Regions from separate parts of the Homo sapiens genome. Here region 2 is linked to region 1. Evidence: read pairs that join two places in POLR2A ChIA-PET (ENCODE). Cell type or tissue: Caco-2. All regions are shown on one strand. Links, peaks and the distances in the headings refer to the core of each region. The heading gives the core; the rest is flanking DNA.

Region 1 (6,692 bases), core at 718-3,217:
GTAGGACATTAGAGACACTGAAGGTCTTAGTTTTACTTGAATAAGATGGAGAGCTATCACAGGGTTTTGAGTAAAGAAGGAGCACAATGTAACTGATGTTGCATTTGGATCATTCTGGCTGCTGTGTGAGAATAGACTGCATGGGGGTCCGGGGTGGAAGTAGGGAGACCAACTCTATTATTTATTCTCTGAGTGACCTTGGGCAAGTCACACAGCCTCCCTGGCCTTCAGTTTCCTCTTTTGTAAACTGGGGTAATAGTGTAATGATACCTAGCTTATGGAGCGGTTGTGAAGGGTAAATGAATCAACATATGCAAAGCACAAGGGAAGTGCCTGGCACACAGTAAGCACTATATATGGTAGCCATTTTTATTAATGCAGTCATTTAGACAAGATACAGTGATGGCATGAACCAGGTTATGCTGGTAGAAGTAATAAAAAGTGATCTGATTCTGGACATATTTTGAAGGTAGAGCAAACAGAATTTTCAGATGATTTGTATACAGGGTGGAGAGAAAGAGAGAAATTAAGGAAGATTTTAACTTTTTTGTCTGAGTAACTGAAAAATGGAGTTGTTCTTTACCTAGAAGAGAAAAGCCGTGGGAAGAATGAGTTTTCAGGGGATCATGAAGAATTCAATGTTAGACAGTAGGATCTGTAAGCCTCATTCAGAGGAGAGCCCATTGAAAGTTAAGGAGATGAGAAAGAACCAACAAAGATAATGGAAATGAGGCAGACAGCGAGGTAGGCAGAAAACCAGAAGGACTTGGCATCCTGGAGTTCAAGGGAGGAAGGCACTGGAAGGAGGGAGGTGTGCATCAAATTTTGATAGGTCAGGTAAGCTGAGGATAAGAATCACTGGGTTTAGCAATGTAGAAGACTGGAGCAGTTTTGGTGGAGTGGTGGGTGCGCAAGCCTGAGGGAGCAGGTTTAACAGAGAATGGAAACTGAGTGTTTGCAGACAGCAAGTAGAAACAGCTGTTGGGGAAAATTGGCTGAAAGGGGAAGATGGAAAATGAGGCCATAACTGGGGCAAGCCATGAGGTCCAGACAGAGATGACAAGCGATAATGGAGCAATAGATATCAAGGGCCTTGGAAGATGGGATGAGACGAGTCCAAAGGCATTTCTGATGAAGAGGACCTGGAGACTGTCGAGGTGTGTGGAGTGAGGGAGAAGTCTAGGCTGGCTCCCGGGTTCCTGGCGTGCATAACTGAGGGGGTTGTTGGGAGCAGCATTCCTTCTCTGTGCTTTGGTAGCATCTTGGGCATGCTGCTATTGCCGCATACATTGCACTGTCATATAATTGTTTATGAGTCTGCCTGCTATTTGAAGACTGTGCCATGTTCCATATTTATCTCTGTGCAACTGGTGTAGAGTGAGTGCTTGGAAGCGAAGCAGCAGCTCCGGGAAGGCCGCAGTTTCAGTGGTCTGGTCTTGACAAGACAGCGATTTATTTCTTCCATGCCCCATGATAGAGCATATTTCTCCTGTTCTGTCTACATCTCTGTAGGGTCCAGCCCTACATGGCCTGTGGGTTTTTCTCTTCGTGTGCGGAGATGAGAGATCGTAGAAATAAAGACACAAGGCAGAGATAGAAGAAAAGACAGCTGGGCCCAGGGGACCACTACCACCAAGGCGCGGAGATCGGTAGTGGCCCCTAATGCCTGGTTGTGCTGTTATTTATTGTATACAAGGCAAGAGGGCAGGGTAAGGAGTGTGAGTCGTCTCCAATGATAGGTAAGGTCGCGCGAGTCACGTGGCCACAGGACAAATAGGGAGCCTTTCCCTATTTGGTAGTCGAGGAAGAGAGAGAGAGGACAGCTTACGTCATTATTTCTTCTATGTATTTCTTGGAGAGATCAAAGACTTTAATACTTTCACTATTTCTGCTACTGCTATCTAGAAGGTGGAGCCAAGTGTACAGGGCAGAACATGAAAGTGGACCAGGAGCGTGACCGCTGAAGCACAGCATCAGAAGGAGACGTTTAGGCCTCTGGATGGCTGTGGGTGGGCCTGATTAATGTCAGGCCTTCCACAAGAGGTGGTGGAGCAGAGTCTTCTCTAACTCCCCCCGGGGAAGGGAGACTTCCTTTCCCGGTCTGCTAAGTAACGGGTGCCTTCCCAGGCACTGGCGCTACCGCTAGACCAAGGAGCCCTCTAGTGGCCCTGTCTGGGCATAACAGAGGGCTCACACTTGTCTTCTGGTCACTTCTCACCATGTCCCTTCAGCTCCTATCTCTGTATGGCCTGGTTTTTCCTAGGTTATAATTGTAGAACAAAGATTATTATAATATTGGAATAAAGAGTAATGCTATAAACTAATGATTAATAATATTCATATATAATCATATCTATAATCTATTTCTAGTATAACTATTCTTATTGTATATATTTTCTTTATTACACTGGAACAGCTTGTGCCCTTGGTCTCTTGCCTCGGCACCTGGGTAGCTTGCCGCCCACACATCTCCACTGCCCTTCCTTTCCAGAGATTCCAATGGATTCTTACCTAAGATGCCATAACTCAACCATAGTTAATAGGGAAGTATGGTTGGCATTCCATCAGGATCCCAGAGCTGAGTATGACAACTAGGGCTACAACCCAACTGTTTCCTGTTGAGTTTCTGGAGCCCTGTTAGGTGTGGTTGTCTGGAATCTGAGCTGTTGCATCCCTATCCCCATATGACTGACCCTGACATCTTTTAGAAGTTGATTCAGTGGTGCCCTAACATTGGTGTGGCCCACTGATCCTCCATGCCCAGAATCTTCCCCATGGATGATTCCATCTTCTGCTTTTTAACACAAGCCAGCAATCCAAGCTCTAGGAAGACAAACTTTACACTGATGAAATGACTCAATACCTCTTGGTGCTGAGGAAGGGCTATTTTTATATTTCCAATGCTTTATGGACTGTTGTGAGGCCTCAGAAATCCAGGCTCCTCTGAAGTACATCCTCTTAGGCAACAGCCCCACCCACAGTCCCCTGTCCTACCTGACAATAAAAAACTGAGATGCATGGGCGAGGCTGAGGGAGAAGCTGGTGAGCAACGGCAACACAAGGCAGTGAAGAGAGGGGACTTGGGAACGTGGCAGTGAAAAAAGTCAGCCTGTGTCTCAGTGATGTGTGTGTGAGGGACCCAAACACTCAACCCAGATCACATTCTATGGGAAAGGTGAGGATTAAATGAAATGACATAGATACAGCGAAGAGCACAGGGTGGGCAGTTAGTAATTTTTAGCTGCCTTTTCTTTTACTATTTGAAATGTGCATTATAAATTACAAAGTGACAGATGCTAGTTGCTAGGATGAGGCAGGTACCAGTCCAATGGACTAGACAAGTGTTTCTCAAACTCTAATGTACCTAAGAAATAGCTGGGGATCTTGTTGATCTGTGGATTCTGTTTCAGCGGGTCTAGGATGATGTCTGAGATCCTACAGGTCTAACAAGCTCCCAGGTGATTCCAATTCATTGAACTCTTTGAATAGCAAAGGTCTAGAACAGCGGTCTTACCCAGGCTACACATTCAAATGATCTAGTGAGATTTATAAAGTATGGGCTTTCTGCTCTTGCACTCCATCTACTGAATCAGAATTTCCAGTGGTGGAGCTTAGACATTTACAGTTTTAATAGGCAAGCCAGATGACTCTAGTGTTCAGCCAGGACTGAAGACCACTGGCCTAAGGCCCTGTATTCTTTCTAATTCTGTTCTCCAGCTAATTCTGATTCATTCAATCAGTGATATTTGTTGAGCTTCTATTCTCTGCCAGGCAGTGAATTTGGCAAGGAGAACAAACAAAAAAACCAGCAATGACAGTGCATATGCTAAATGCTGGGCAGAGGATGCCTTGCATGGGAGCCCAGGACAGTGGGTGTGGTGATTTAGCCATCTTGATTGGTCACAGGCAAGGAAGGCTTCTCTGTGGGAGGTGAGGGTAGGACTGAGTTTAAAGAAGGAATAGAACCAAGTTAGAACAATAGGAAAAGCCGTAAAATAACATAACATGCTGGAAAAGACTTGAGTTCACTCAAGGGAAGGGTAAGTAACTAGGCTGGAGAAGACATTAGGAAGAAGATCATGAAGGGGTGCTAAGTTAGGAGTTTGACTTTCATCCTGAATGCTAGGATTTTAAGAAGACTGAATGTTGGAAAATAGCAAACACAAAACAAACATTCAGCCTCAACATTATAATTTTGATGTTACTATTATTATTATTACCGGTTTGTGTTTAAGAGATATTATACTGACAATAGGATGGAGAATTGGCTACAGGAGACCTAGGCTAGAAACAGGGAAAGTGGTCACAAACTATTATAGTAACCCAGTCAAGGAATGAGACAGATATGAAGGAGGTAGATTTGGCAGGACTTGAAAGACATGGTTCTTGCAATAATTTAAACATTCCCATGTGCACATAGCAGTTTGCAAATTCCTTTCATATAACAAACTTGAGAAGGAGTTAGCATAAGCATTAGTCCAATTTTACTAATAAAGGAAACTGAGACTCAGAAATGAACTGACTTATTTACGGTCACATGACAAGTGTGTGAGCAATTCTGGTTTATCTGACTCAACATCAGGCATTCCTTTTGCTGTGTTGGGCCGCCTCCTATAAGGTAGACATCCTATATGAACACTGGGAAGGGTGGGGTAACCCCTCCTGGTTGGCATGTGGGGTGTACTGGTGTGGCCTTAAAGGGACCCTGAGGCCGGGCGTGGTGGCTCATCCCTATAATCCCAGCACTTTGGGAGTCTGAAGTAGATGTATTGCCTGAGCTCAGGAGTTTGAGACCAGCCTGGGCAATATGGCAAAACCCCGTCTCTACCAAAAATACAAAAAATTAGCTGGGTGTGGTGGCACGCACCTGTGATCCAAGCTATGGAGGCTGAGGTGGGAGGATTGCTTGAGCCTGGGAGGTGGAGGTTGCAGTGTGCTGAGATTGGGCCACTGCACTCCAGCCTGCATGACAGAGTGAGAACCCTTCTCAAACAAATAAATACATACATTTAAAATAAATAAAGGGACCCTGAGTTCAACAACTCTGTTACCATTAACTCGACATTCCCAGATATGGAAATAGGGGCCAGAGTCTCAACACTGGAATTTTCAGACAGTTTTGAGAAGAATCCATCAAGGGCTCCCAGCTTTTCCCAACAAAATCTTAGAGCTGACAGGTTATGAAAGCAAAGTAGCAATGGAAGTACAGATATTGGAGCAGTTGGCAGGGGTAGGGGAAGTTATCCTGATCCATCTTTGCCTTTGTCTCTGTTTCAAAGCCATGTCCCTTTCTCCACTCATTCCCCTCATTTCCCTCTTCTCCATCAATTAATTTCCACCTCTCTCTAATCTCTGCCTTCCCCCTGGCTGCTCCTCTCAGGCTTCAAGTTTGCTCCAAACTCACTCATCCTTAAAGGACCACCTCATCTTAGTCCTGCCATATTCTCAAGCTACTGCCCTGCAGAGCTAATAAACAACTCCACCCACGCTTCACAGAGGAACGGGAAGGTTTAATCTGATTTTTACGTCTGTCGTCTGACTACTGTCTCTGATTATCTCAAGTTCAAAGTTGGCCTTCTGATTACTGTGACTCTCTTTGAGAACTGATAATGGCTTACAAATGGATTCCTTTACCACACTTTTGTTCGTCTGATGTTTCATGGACTGTCTCTGTGTAAACTTAGTTATTTAATGTCTCATACTTTGGGGGATAGTGCATCAGTGAGGAATCTGTTTGGCTATTAACTTTGTTTTAAACATATAACATAGACAGAGATGATACACATCAAATGATTTGTCTCACAGGCAAAAAGGCAGGGGAAGGTACTTGTAGGCTAGAGCAGCAGCCCCTTTACACAATCGTCAGCGTTCTAGGCCCCTCTGTCTTTTCACACTGTCACCTTTGGCATGTTGGTTTGCGGCCCAAAGGCTGCAAGATGGCAGTGCATCTCCAAGCATCCTCCAGGTAGGCAGAAGCAAGAAGGGCAAAGTGGGGAAAACCGGGCCTTGCCAGCCAACTCTGCCACTCTCTATTGAGAAGACAAAAGCTTTCCTGGAGTCCACACCCAGTAGAATTCTGTGTCCATCTCATTTCACACAGCCGCCTACAGCTGGAAGGTAGCTAAGGAGGAGTGTTTTGGATGGGCTGGGTCAGTCAACAAGCAGCATCGTTCACATATCCTCATATATATGGGGAAGACTTTGCTTATGGTTTAGCTGTGTGCAAAACAAGTTACAGTGACTGGTGTTTCAGATGTCAGGACCTGTATTAGGTGTAGCATAAATTCTGTCAAGTGAAGACTACCATCTCCCTTTTACAGATAAGGAAGCTGAAGAGCAGAGAGGTGGAATAACTTATTGAAGCTCATACAACCTGAAGAAAAGTATTTTTCTGTTAAAACAAACATACATTATGACATAAAACCAAAAAATCCTCACCAATTTTAGAGATAAAAATTAGTGACTGCACAGACATTCCATATGGCAGGGGTCACCAACCCCTGGGCTGCAGACCCCTGTCAGTGGCGTGTTAGGATCTGGGTCGCACAGCAGGAGGTGAGCCATGAGCCAGCATTACCTCCTGAGCTCCGCCTGCTGGTGCGAGCTCCTTATGAGAATCTAACTAATGCCTGATGACCTGAGGCAAAACAGTTTCATCCCAAAACCACCCCCACCCCCCAACCCCCGTCCAT
Region 2 (2,500 bases), core at 1-2,500, 210 kb before region 1:
GTAGAAACGTGAGCAGTTGTTGGCTGGGATTTGGTCTTATATATTTTTTCTTTTCTTTTTCTTTTTTTTTTAACTTATAGATAATTTGAAATTTGGCATTTTCTATTTTCTAGTTATGCTGAGAGTATGATTTGTGCTATTTTATTTTTTCTGGTTATTCTGTATTGGTTTTAGAGGCTATAGAGAGACACAGATTTTTTTTTTTTTTTTTTTTTTTTTGAGACAGAGTCTCAGTCTGTTGCCCAGGCTGGAGTGCAGTGGCGCAATCTCAGCTCACTGCAAGCTCTGCCTCCCGGGTTCACGCCATTCTCCCGCCTCAGCCTCCCGAGTAGCTGGGACTACAGATGCCCGCCACCACGCCTGGCTAATTTTTCTGTATTTTTAGTAGAGACGGGGTTTCACCGTGTTAGCCAGGATGGTCTCGATATCCCGACCTCGTGATCCACCCGCCTCGGCCTCCCAAAGTGCTGGGATTACAGGCGTGAGCCACCGCTCCCGGCCGAGAGACACAGATTTACGTGGCCTCCATTTTTCCTCAATTACCTGGAAATCCTGTTACTGATGTGTTTTTAAGTGTATATATTTTCTCAAGTTTTACATTGCTCAGAATAATTGGACAGTTTTCTAGTCTAAAATTTGAAATATAAATGTACACTATTTTAGTGGAAATGTCATTGTAGGGAACAAGGGCCTTGACCCTCTGAAGGTTCACTGAAAATCACTTACATGAGGCAGATTAACAGGAGAAAAGGCATACAAATTTATTTAACGTGTGTACACGGGAACATTCAGAATGAAGACTCAAAAAAATGGGAAATTGTCCATTTTTATGCTTAGGTTCAACAAAGTATGGAACAGCCCTATAGAAATATGATTGGACAAAAAGCATATGATCTAATGCTAATAGACTGAGTGGAGAAACCCAGCCAGGCCTGTCCATCTAGGTTCTTCTTGGCCTCTTTGAGCACACATTCCTTCCTTCTGGGCGTGGGGCAGGTCCCTTTCTGGAATGGGGGTCTTATGACCCACAGTCAAACAAGATAGGTCAGATAGTTTGTTTATGACCAGTTTTTACACAGAAAGGTGGAGGAAGTTAAAGTAATATTTCTAGGTTTTATGACTGGCTTTGGGGAAAAGGAGTTCTGGTTTCTATGACCTGCCTTGGGGAAGAGGGATTCTAGTTTCTATGGTTAGCCTCAGGAGAGAATGGGCCTGAGAGACAGGAGGGTAGGAGAAGGTCAGTGAAAAACTTTTGCTTCTGAGGCTATCATTTGGGGGTATTGTTTCTTTATTCTTCATTCGACAGATTTCTAAATGAATTGTAGAATTTTATATAATTTAAATTGTTATTTAAAATTGCTGTTTGTGAGTGTTCTGAATGTGCACTAGAAATGAATATGTAAGAAAGCTTATAGTAGTTTAAATCATTTGTAGAACCAGCCGAGTTTGTGGTTTCATAATTAAATTATAGGATATTAAAATAGTTTGACATAAAGGCATAGCCTTTGAATAGTCAAAAATCTTAATTGGCAATTCAGAATCAGTAGTCAATAAGCCCTTCATCAGTGGCCAGGCTTAATAAATATGTAAGTGACTGGCAGAATATTTTTCAAGGGGATGCTGTCTTTTATTGATTAATCAGATCCTATGTTACGAAAAAAGGAAGAAAAGATACGAACATTATTGAACATCTCTTATGTCAGACACCATGCCAAGTACTTTACTGTTTTAGCCACCCTTCTTCCTACCAATCTATGCATGGATTGCTTGCAAATCTAATAGAGACAATAAAGCATGTGTACTTCCTAAAACAAGGAATTTGTCACCAACTGAGGCCACCAATCCCAATTTTTAGGAGATTCCAATTGTTACAATTCCCTTTTTCATGTTGAACCCAAATCTCTCACCCTATGGTTTGCATCCATGGTCTTGTTTTTGTCTTCTGAGAATGACAGAAAAAGCCTATTTTACCTTGTAGCCCTTCAAATATCTGAAGCCAGCCTGACCCTATATTTAATTTCTTCTCTTAACTACTCTCATTAGACTTGTTTCATAACCCATAAGCAGTCTAATTGCTGTACTGTGATCCCATGTAAGCTATTCTGCTAGTCACATCACACTATGAAATCTCACTGAGCTTGAGGTTTCTCATAGTTGTTGCTCATTTTTGCAGGTTGTTGTGGGAGTTCAAGAATAGAACTGAGTGTTTAATTTATATTCTGATCCATCCTATTGATAGACCTTGTTGAAATTCAACATTATAGCAGTCCCTTCCAGCTTTAGGTTTGGTGAGAGAGCCTCTAGTTTTCTTACTCACTTTGTAATAGAAATATTAACAAGACCAGAGCTGAGGTTAGAAGTTAGTGCTAGAAACTTTTCTCTAGGTCAATGCATTAATTAATGCCTGTTGTTTCACATGAGTGTAATATTGGGAAATGCTTCATACTTTAATCCTCTTCTAGATGGTCATAATGCACATAGTGCAATAGTAAAGGCTCCA

What was found. Peaks named below come from ENCODE experiments on the same cell type or tissue, not always from the same donor. Only the 100,000 strongest peaks of a DNase experiment are listed, where the experiment ranks them.
Region 2: POLR2A ChIA-PET joins it to region 1 with 5 read pairs; 1 of 35 experiments calls an interaction of 5 or more read pairs at or near these places.

What each region holds. Positions count from the first base shown.
Region 1 is chr1:53,183,742-53,190,433 of GRCh38, forward strand. All of the region lies in intron 1 of LOC105378724 (a long non-coding RNA gene), which reads left to right. It also overlaps the pseudogene CPT2P1. Among named protein-coding and RNA genes, the nearest start is that of CPT2, 9.7 kb to the right of the region's middle. In Caco-2, for the core only: a CTCF peak has its summit at 2,146 (motif pointing left); a DNase peak (open chromatin) is centred at 2,130.
Region 2 is chr1:52,970,775-52,973,274 of GRCh38, forward strand. The region is part of intron 6 of SCP2 (sterol carrier protein 2); the gene reads left to right. Among named protein-coding and RNA genes, the nearest start is that of SCP2, 45 kb to the left of the region's middle. In Caco-2, for the core only: no CTCF peak of the experiment used is centred there; a DNase peak (open chromatin) is centred at 967.